2 separate regions of the Homo sapiens genome follow, and region 2 is linked to region 1. A link is an interaction called in ENCODE POLR2A ChIA-PET data of the cell type or tissue named here. Cell type or tissue: PC-3. All regions are shown on one strand. Each heading gives the region's core, and the rest is flanking DNA. Links, peaks and the distances in the headings are about the cores only. Region 1 has its middle 12 kb from the start of LUM. Region 2 has its middle 61 kb from the start of DCN.

Region 1 (5,393 bases), core at 151-5,150:
GAGGGAAGAAAATCTGGTGAAACTTTTATCAGCTTTCTCCTCATCTCTCCATCCTCACCCTATTTAGGGTAGTGTTTTTCAAAATGGTAAGTATATAACCAGCCTGTAAGGGTGTATTTCTACATCCAGGTTACCAGACATGCCCCAGATATACAGACGTAATGAATTGTGCAACATAGGATTTTGCATTTTTAAAGCGCATCCACGGGTGATTCTTATACCGGTGCTCAGTGTTGCATATTTTTCAAAACACCGACTTAGTGTGATACTATGATTAAGTTACTGAAATCACAAATAATTAAAAAGCAGAAAAGTACTCTTTTCTAGGGAGGCAGAATAGAAAGTAGCCTGCTTTTCACAGCATATCTATCTATCATCTATCTATCTATCTATGTATCTATCTATCTATGAGAATAAATATTTTTTTTTTCTATATTCTAACTAATTTAAGCTCTCTAGCCCTCTACTTCTTCATCCATAAGCAAGGAATGCAGATACATCTTTCATTAAGATAGCATGAGACACTTCTGCCATGAAACTTGCTTGAGAGTGGCTTTATAACACTTCTTACCCACCTAAGTTCCTTTTCCCTTCAGAGTTGTCCAACTGGTATTCTATCAAGAGAAATGGCTAAGGGTTCACTTTGATGAAATTTTTAAGAAGGTACCCATGGGGAATGTCAACAGCAGGTTGAATTTAAGGCAAGAGATTCTCTCAACTGTCTCACTAACAATAGTGATCTTGATTTTATCTCCTTTTGGATAAAGCGGATAAAGTCCTCCATGAGTGGATTAAAGCAATAATGCATATAAATTCTTTCTTTCCCAAGACTGATGCATTAGAACCTTAACTGTAATCCCTTACTGTGGGGAGAAAATGGAAAAATAAGGAAAGTTCCTTTTTGTTCTCAAGACAAAAATTAGGGTTAACTGGTGCCTTTATGGTGAAGGAGAGCTATAATGTACTCAGGCTTTGAGGTTTGTGAGGAATTATCATGCCCTAATAAGTACAAAAAATACAGATGAATAATAGACCACTAAATGAGCAAGAGGAATGTTGATTTCTCAGTTAAAAGTTCTCCAACCGGTAATAGCTATGTTTTTAGAAATCCTGAAGAGTTTAAAAGGTTGGTTTTCAAAAAGACTAAGAGTTTTTTTTTTCCTTGTGATCTTTTAAGTTTGGGTTCCGGTTTTTCTATAGTTGTAATTTTATCATAATGATAGCCTTAGACTTTTCTTTGGTTGGATTTTAAAACCATCATAAATACTTAACATTCACTCACAAGTAAAAGGAAGTTCTCATTTTATTTAAAGGGAACTGCAAAGTAATTTTACTACCAGAAGTAAAAATATATATAAAAATGGCAATGTTATAAAAAAAAGTCTTGTTTTTTTGAAATATATGAAATGAATCAAAATGCATTAAAAATGTCTAGCAAATTATATTGTTTTTACACACATATTCAATAGATTTTGTTTCCAGATAAGATATAACAAATTGCAATACAACACATGAAAAAAAAAATAGAAATGTCAGCAACATAAATAAGTGAGGTCTCACGCATTCATCCTAATCTCACTTTGATAGCCCTAAAATGTCACTTCTTCTAGTAGCTTTAAAATTTGGATTGGCCCAAAGAGTACCATCTATATTTGTGTCTTGTCCCCTTACAATGCACCTGATGTTCTATTTTTTAAAATGTATGTTCTAAAAATATTCAAGAGCCTTAGTAGTAACTTTACCCTATGGATTGTATTTCAAATAAGCCCCTCTCTAGCCTCACTGCCAAGTCTTTATTTCAAGACTTCCTGAATTTTCACTTAGATTTCTGAAAATCCTCATGTTTTGCCTAACTTAATCATCAAGTGCGTTATTAGAGCAAGTTTTCTGACATATAAACCTGGTCCCATATTATTTATCTGTTTAAAACTGTTCAGTGATGTACCATTGCTTTCAGGATGTGATCCAGGCTCCTCAGAGCAGCACAAAAGGCATTCCAGGACACCAAAGGTCCTTTGCAGTTTTCAAAGGTCCTTTGCAATTTAGTCCTTAGTTACTTCTCTAGACTTATCTCTTACCAGGTTTTGTCAGACTTCATCATGCACTACATTAAGTTGCTTGAACTGTTTCAACCATACTTACTAATTTGCAGCTGCATTTGCTCTGGTGTCTATGAAAACGCCTTTCTTCCTGGAATCCCCTCATGCCCCTTTCACTTGGAAACACATAAACATCTTTTAAGACTCGTCTTAAGCTACTCTAACCCTTCAGCAGAATACCTCCTCTGAACTTTCTCAAGTAGAATTAATATCCTTTATTATAAAACAAACATCTGTTAAAAAATAAAAATCATTTATCAAAGTTTTTTTAACAACTCCCTTCATTCATTGTTCATCCATCTGTACCTTTTCCATTAATTCATTTAACTTTTTAAAAAATAAAGCTTCTACTATACTCCAGAAATGGCTTAGGTGCTGGAGACACTGTAGTGAACAAGACCGGCAAATCTTTATCCTAACAAAGTTGACATTTATAGGGGATTCAATCAGCAGATAAACACACAGTCTATGACATGATGACAGTAGTGATAAGCGCTATGAAGAAATAAATGACCTGAAGGACTATGAAGAAATGGAGGGAGTGGTGATTTTTTTGGGTGATAAGGAAAGACTTGTGGGGAGCAGACCTAACTGTCATTATAACATATATTTGGACATTAATTTAAATGTTACAATACATTAGATAATTCAAGGAATGTTCTTTAAGGATTATTTTAGCTCAAATAATAGTTATAAGGTACATTTCTACTTAGGCATGGAAAAAAACCTGGGTGTAGGATCAGACATGATTTGAAGTGTTGTAACTCTCATTTGAGACCAGATCTCTGTTCTCAGAGTGTATATTATAACTTAGTAACCCCCCGTGGCATTAAGGGGGGCTTAGATGTGTTTACATGTGTGTTTGTAAATTTCCTCATCTTAGCCCTGACAAAACACAGGGCCTGGAAGTAAGTTTTCCAGACGTGGTTGCTGAGTAGCATTAATGGAATGAAGCTGTGGTTGGAAGGAACAAGTTACAAAGGTCAGTCATGAGGCGGGCCTCTCCTGGTGAGCTCCAGCACAATTGCTTCTGCTTTACTCCCTTTAACATTACACAAAACATTGCAATTTACTTTAATCCATGGAATTATCTACAAACATCTATCTATTAAATATATTTTTTCATTAAAGTGTACTTGACAAATAAAAATTGTATATCTTTACAGTGGACAACATGATGCTTTGATATGTGTATCCACTGTGAAATGGTTAAAGCTAATTAACAAGCACATTACCTCACATTCCTATAATTTTCTATTGTGAGAACATTTAAGATCTGCTTTTATTAGCAACTTTCAAATGTACAATACACTATTATTAACTGCAGTTACCATACACCATAAATCTCCCATGCTTATTTATCCTGTCTAATTGAAACTTTGTACCCTTTAACCAACATTTTCCCATCTACCCAGCCCTCACCCTCAGCTCCTGGTAGCCACCATTCTACTCTTTCTGCTTCTATGAGTTTGACTTGTTTTAGATTCCACATATAAGTGACATCATGCAGTACATTTCTTTTTGTGCTTGGTTTATTTCACTTAGCAGAATGTTCTCCACTTTTGTCTGTTATTCCAAAAATAGGACTTCCTTTTTTTATGGTTAAATGGTAATCTACTGTATATGCAGATGTTCCTTGACTTATGATGGTGTTATGTCCCAGTTAACCTGTCATGAGTTGAAAATATATGTCAAAAACACATTGAATACACCTAACCTATGGAACATCATATCTAGCACAACTTATCTTAAATATGCTCAAAGCACTCACATTAGCTACAGTTAGACAAAAATCTTCTAACATAAAGCCTATTTTATAACAAAGTATTGAATATCTCATGTAATTTATTGAATAATGTACTGAAGGTTACAATTGTGTGATTGTATACTCGAAATATGGTTTCTACTGAATGTGTTATCACTTTTGCACCATCATAAAGTCAAAAAATCATAAACCGAACTATTCTAAGTTGAGGACCATCTGTATATACACCACATTTGTATCCATTTATACATGAAGGAACCCTTACATTGATTCCATATCTTGGCTATTTTGAATAATGCTGCAATGAACAGGGGAGTGCAGATAACTCTGTGAAATACTAATTTCAATTACTTTGGTATATACCCAGAAGTGCCATTGCTGGATCATAGGTTAGTTCTACTTTTAATTTTTTGGGAAGCCTCTTACTGTTCTCTGTCATGGCCGTGGTAACTTACATTCTCACCAACAGTGTGTAAGGGTTCCCTTTTCTCCACATCTTTGCAAACACTTATCTTTCAACTTTTCGATAATAGCCATTGTAACAGACACGAGGCAATATCTCATTGTGGTTTTACTTTGCAATCCTCTGATGATTAGTGATGTTAATCATTTTTTAATATACCTGCCGGTCATTTGTATGTCTTTGTTTTGGAAATGTCTATTCAGATTCTTTGCCCATGTTTTAATTGGGTTATGTGTTTCCTTGCTATTGTATTGTACGTTATATTTTGGATAACTCCTTATAAGATGTATGGCTTGGACATCTTTTCTCCCATTTCATAGGTTGTCTCTTCACACTATTGATTGTTACCTTTGCTGGGCTGAAGGTTTTTAATTTGATGTAATATCTATTGCCTGTTTTTGCTTTTATTGCCAGTGCTTTTAAGTTCATATCCTAAAAATATTCGCTGAGACTAATGTCAAGGAGCTTTTCAATCCTGTGTGTGCTTCCAGTAGATTTATAATTTCAGGTCTTATGTTTAAATCTTCAATCCATTCTGAGTTGATTTTTTGTATGGTATGAACTAAGGATCCAATCTCATTCTTCTATATGTGAATATTCAGTTTTCTCAACACTATTAAGAAGAGTCTTCTTTCCCCATTTTGTGTTCATGGCAACTTTGTTGAAACTTAACTGACCATAATATCATGGATTTACTTTGGGGCTCTCTATTCAGCTTCCTTGCCCTATGTGTATATTTTTATGCCAATACCATTTTCTTTTGGTTGCTGTAGATTTAAAGTCAAATAGTGTGAGACCTCTAACTTTTTGCTCAACATTGCCTTGGATATTTGGGATCTTGATTAGTTCTATGCAAATTTTAGAAATTATTTCCTATTTCTGTAAAAAATGTTATTGTAATTTTCATATGTATTGTGTTGAATTTTTTTTGGATAGTACTATGGCTTAAGTGTGTCCCCCAAATTTCATATGTCGAAAACTTAACCCCAAATCCAATAATGTTGGGAGATGGGACCTAATAAGAGGTGATTTGGTCATGGTCATGAGGGCTCTGCCCAAATAAATG
Region 2 (5,393 bases), core at 162-5,161, 140 kb before region 1:
CTGGGAATGTGAGATGGTACAGCCATTCTGGGGAGCAGTTTAGCATTTGCTTATAAAACTAAATATATATAGTTACTTCGTGACCCAGCAATTGAATCCTTGGGTGTATATTCTAGAGAAATGAAGAGTAATGCTCACAATAATATGTATATGAATGTTCACAGTAGTTTTGTTAATAATAGCAAAAAAACTGGAAGCAATCCAAATGTTCTTCAACTGTTGAATAAACAAGCTTGATACAACCGTACCATGAAACATTACTCAGCAATAAAGACACAAACTATATTATTGATACAAAGCAACTCAGATAAATCTCAAGGAAATTGTGCTCTGTAAAAAAAGCCAATGCTGAAATATATGATTTCATTGATATAACATTCTTGAATTGACAAAATGGTAGAGACAAAGAACAGATTAGTAGATGCCCAGGTGTTATGAATGGGGGGACAGGTAGAGGAAGGTAGATATTGTTATAAAAGTACAATCAGAGGTATCCTTACAAGTGATAATTTATAAATTATAAATGTTTATAATTAAAAATCAAAAGAAACAAGTAAAATGGCAGTTGTTTTTTATTTGCAAAATGTTTTTAAAATTATACTTTAAGTTCTGAGATACATGTGTAGAACATGCAGATTTGTTATATAGGTATACGTGTGCCATGGTGGTTTGCTACACCCATCAACCCATCATCTACATTAGGTATTTATCCTAATGTTGTCTCTCCCCTACCCTCCAAACCCCAACAGGGCCCGGTGTGTAATGTTCCCCTCCCTTTGTCCATGTGTTCTCATTGTTCAGCTCCTACTTATGAGTGAGAATATGCGGTGTTTGGTTTTCTGTTCCTGTGTTAGTTTGCTGAGAATGATAGTTTCCAGCTTCATCCATGCCCCTGCAAAGGACATGAACTCATCCTTTTTATGGCTGCACAGTATTCCATGGTGTATATGTGCCACATTTTCTTTATCCAGTCTAACACTGATGGGCATTTGGGTTGGTTCCAAGGTAGAGTAATTCCTTCCATTGTATTTTTTGTCAAGATTGTTTTAACTATTCTTGAATCTGTGTGTTTCCATATAAACTTTAGAATAAGCTTGATTATGTCTATACAAATCTTGCTGGAAATTGCATTAAACATATAGATCAATTAGAAGATTGTTCATATCTTGAATCACAGTTCATTAACATAGTAGCTCTCATCATTTATTTAGGTCTTTGATTTCTTTTTTTGCAACCCCTGCACTTTTTTGCTTTCCATTTGCTTGGTAAATATTCCTCCATCCCTTTATTTTGAACCTATGTGTGCCTTTGCATGTGATATGGGTCTCCTGAATACAGCACACCAATGAGTCTTGACTCTTCATCCAATTTGCCAGTCTGTGTCTTTTAATTTGGGCATTTAGCCCATTTACATTTAAGGTTAATATCATTATTTGTGAATTTGGTCCTGTCGTGATGCTAGCTGGTTATTTTGCCTGTTGGTTGTTGCAGTTTCTTCATAGTGTCAATGTTCTTTACAATTTGGTATGTTTTTGCAGTGGCTGGTGCTGGTTTTTCCTTTCCATATTTAGTGCTTCCTTCAGGAGCTCTTGTAAGGCAGGTCTGGTGGTGACAAAACCTCTCAGCATTTGCTTTTCTGTAAAAATTTGTATTTCTCCTTTGCTTATGAAGCTTAGTTTGGCTGGTTATAAAATTCTGGATTAAATTTTTTTTTTAATAATATTGAACATTGGCCCCCTCTCTCTTCTGGCTTGTAGAGTTTCTGCTGAGAGATCCGCTGTTAGTCTGATGGCCTTCCCTTTTTGGATAACCCGACCTTTCTCTCTGGCTGCCCTTAACATTTTTTCCTTCACTTCAACCTTAGTGCATCTGATGATTATGTGTCTTGGGGTTGCTCTTCTCTGGTAGTATCTTAGTGGTGTTCTCTGTATTTCCCAAATGTGAACGTTGGCCTGTCTTGCTAGGTTGGGGAAGATCTCCTGGATAATATCCTGAAGAGAGTGTTTTCCAGTTTGATTCCATTCACCCCATCACTTTCAGGTACACCAATCAAACATAGGTTTGGTCTTTCCACATTGTCCCATATTTCTTGAAGGCTTTGTTTGTCCCTTTTTATTATTTTTCCTCTAATCTTTTCTTCTTGCTTTATTTCATTAAGTTGATCTTCAATCTGTGATATCCTTTTTTCCCCGTGATTGATTCGGCTATTGACACTTGTGTATGCCTCCTGAAGTTCTTGTGCTGTGCTTTTCAGCTCCATCAAGTCATTATGTTTTTCTTTAAACTGAATATTCTAGTTAGTAATTCCTCTAACCTTTTTTCAAGGCTCTTAGCTTCCTTGCATTGGGTTAGAACATGCTCCTTTAGCTCAGAGGAGTTTGTTATTACCCACCTTCTGAAGCCTACTTCTGTCAATTCATCAAACTCTTTCTCTGTCCAGTTTGGTTCTCTTACTGGAGATGAGCTGTGATCCTTTGGAGAAGAAGCGTTCTGGTTTTTGGAATTTTCAGCCTTTTTGCACTGGTTTTTCATCATCTTGGTGGATTTATCTACCTTTGGTCTTTGATGTTGGTGATCTTCGGATGGGGTTTTTGTGTGGACATCCTTTTTGTTGATGTTGACGATATTCCTTTTTGTTTGTTAGTTTTCCTCCTAACAGTCAGGCCGCCCCTCTGGTGCAGGTCTGCTGGAGTTTACTGAAGGTCCACTTCAGACCCTGTTTGTCCAAGTATCACCAGCAGAGGCTGCAGAAGAGCAAAGATTGCTGCCTCTTCCTTCCCCTGAAAGCTTCATCCCAGAGGGGCACCCACCAGATGCCAGCCGGAACTCTCCTGTATGAGGTGTCTGTCGACCTCTGCTTGGAGGTGTCTCCCAGTCAGGAGGCACAGGGGTCAGGGACCCACTTGAGGAGGCAGTCTGTCCCTTAGCAGAGCTCGAGCACTGTGCTAGGAGATCTGCTGCTCTCTTCAGAGGCTGAAGACAGGAACATTTAAGTCTGCTGAAGCTGCGCCCACAGTTGCCCCTTCCCCCAGGTGCTCTGTCCCAGGGAGATGGGAGTTTTATCTCTAAGTCCCTGACTGGGGCTGCTGCCTTTCTTTCAGAGATACCCTGCCCAGAGAGGAGGAATCTAGAGAGGCAGTCTGGCTACAGCCGCTTTGCAGAGGTGGGCTCCACCCAATTTGAACTTCGCAGCCGGTTTGTTTACATTGTGAGGGGAAAACCGTCTACTCCAGCCTCAGTAATGGCTCACACCCCTCCCGTCACCAAGCTTGGCATCCCAGGTTGACTTCAGACTGCTCTCCTGGGAGCAAGAATTTCAAGCCAGTGGATTTTAGTTTGCTGGGCTCCATGGGGGTGTGATACGCTGAGCTAGAACACTTGGCTCCCTGGCTTCAGCCCCCTTTCCAGAGGAGTGAAGGGTTCTGTCTCGCTGTAGTTCCAGGCACCACTGGGGTATGAAAAAAAAACTCCTGCAGCTAGCTCGGTGTCTGCCCAAATGGCCGCCTAGTTTTGTACTTGAAACCCAGGGCCCGGGTGGTGTAGGCACCTGAGGGAATCTCCTGCTGCAGGTTGAGAACAAAAGCATAGTATCTGGGCTGGAATGCACCATTCCTCAGGGCATGGTCCCTCACGGCTTCCCTTGGCTAGCGGAGGGAGTTCCACAACCCCTTGCACTTCCTGGGTGAGGTGATGCCCCACCCTGCTTCGGCATACCCTCCATGGGCTGCACCCACTGTCTAACCAGTCCCAGTGAGATAAGCTGAGTACCTCAATTGGAAATGCAGAAATCACCCACCTTCTGCGTTGATCTCGCTGGTAGCTGCAGACCTGAGCTGTTCCTATTTGGCCATCTTGCCACCCCATCTAAAGGGCAGTTCTTAAGATTATGGCTGAGGTAAGTCATTGAAGAAATACGAAATCAAACAGTATAGCCTGTAAAACATCAACAGGACTTTGAATTAAATAAAACAGTAAATACCACTACAATCATAAATAGCGAGATGAATATTTAATAATATGCAAAGCACCTTACCCCCGGAAAAGAGAAATTGTTAGGTATGATACTCATATTTTCAGAAAATATTAATCAGAGATGCTTACTCTGGGAATGTTTCATGTGGTTATGCAAAAACTTTGAATACATGGCTGCAGACTTTGTCATAAAACTCAGTCTGTTCTTGGCACCATAATTTCAGAGGAATATGAAACATTTCAGAGGGTTTGAAAGAATCTCAGATTATTATTAAAGAGTTGGAGAAAAACATCTCTTTAAGTGAAAGCTAGAAGAATCAGCATGGTTTGAGGCAGAAAAGAGAATGACAGGAAGAAGCTTCAAGTTTTGTTGAAAGTTGTTAACCAAAGGTAGGAATTGGCTATTGTCTGTTTACACAGAGAAAGAAACAAGGTGACACAGATTTACTTCTCTACCTGAAAACATTTTAGCACAACAATAAAGTGACTTCAATGAGTACATGTTAAGAACTTAAATTTATTTAACTCTTAACATTATTAAATAGGCATTGTCGTGCCTTTAAAAAAGGATACATTAAGGCTCAAGAGTTTTTTTTTTGTTTGTTTTTTTTTTTTTTTTGCTTTTTGCCTAAGGCTGTACAATAAATGGTGGAATTTTCGTTCTAATCAAGAATGGCTAATTTCAGTCTTTCGGTTTCTAACCAATGCACCAGATCAGAGGTTGGCAAACTACGACTCAAGAAAATATATAGTCTTAGGCTTTTGTTGTATGACCCATGAGCTAAGAATGATTGTAATATATTTAACCACTTAGAGGTATAAAAAATTAAAAAATAATGTTTGATGACATGTGAAACTTGCATGACATTCAAATAGTTGACTAGTCCCACCAGAGACTATATGAGGTAACAAAGCCTAAAATATTTTTTTACAGAAAAAGTTTACTAATCCCTGCATTATGATATTCCACGCTGTATTGAACTGCATAAAGAAATATTCAACCTTGTAATGTTCTAGGAAGTAAAGGAATCTTCTCTGATGCACTATAAAACAAGATATATGCTCCTGTATCAGGAAGGGATGAATTTAGAGATATCTTGAAGATAGGAAAGCAAACGGGAGAGCTTCAGAAAAAATTCCAAAGCAATTATTCTTTGTACTTGTAAGCACTGGAAAATATATAAGGAAATTGGAATGGAAACCTGATGTTTCTCAAGGCACAGCACAATGGAAACAGCAGCCCATATCACATTTAAGCTGAGTAGAACATATGGTCTGGATCAGTGGTGCCCAAATCATGTAGCTTATGTTTTACGTGCTATAATGTTAAGCTCTAAACTCATTTTGTTTAGAAAAAAAATCAAAGAATAATATAAATCTCAAGATATTTCTGAAAATATTCCAAACAAATAACTATGCTG

What was found. ChIA-PET counts read pairs that join two places held together with the same protein. Peaks named below come from ENCODE experiments on the same cell type or tissue, not always from the same donor. Only the 100,000 strongest peaks of a DNase experiment are listed, where the experiment ranks them.
Region 2: POLR2A ChIA-PET joins it to region 1 with 7 read pairs; 2 of 35 experiments call an interaction of 5 or more read pairs at or near these places.

The regions. Positions count from the first base shown.
Region 1 is chr12:91,096,761-91,102,153 of GRCh38, reverse strand. No RefSeq gene overlaps it. Among named protein-coding and RNA genes, the nearest start is that of LUM, 12 kb to the left of the region's middle. In PC-3, for the core only: no CTCF peak of the experiment used is centred there; a DNase peak (open chromatin) is centred at 3,043.
Region 2 is chr12:91,240,736-91,246,128 of GRCh38, reverse strand. No RefSeq gene overlaps it. Among named protein-coding and RNA genes, the nearest start is that of DCN, 61 kb to the right of the region's middle. In PC-3, for the core only: a CTCF peak has its summit at 2,740; no DNase peak of the experiment used is centred there; H3K27me3 peaks cover 1,032 bases.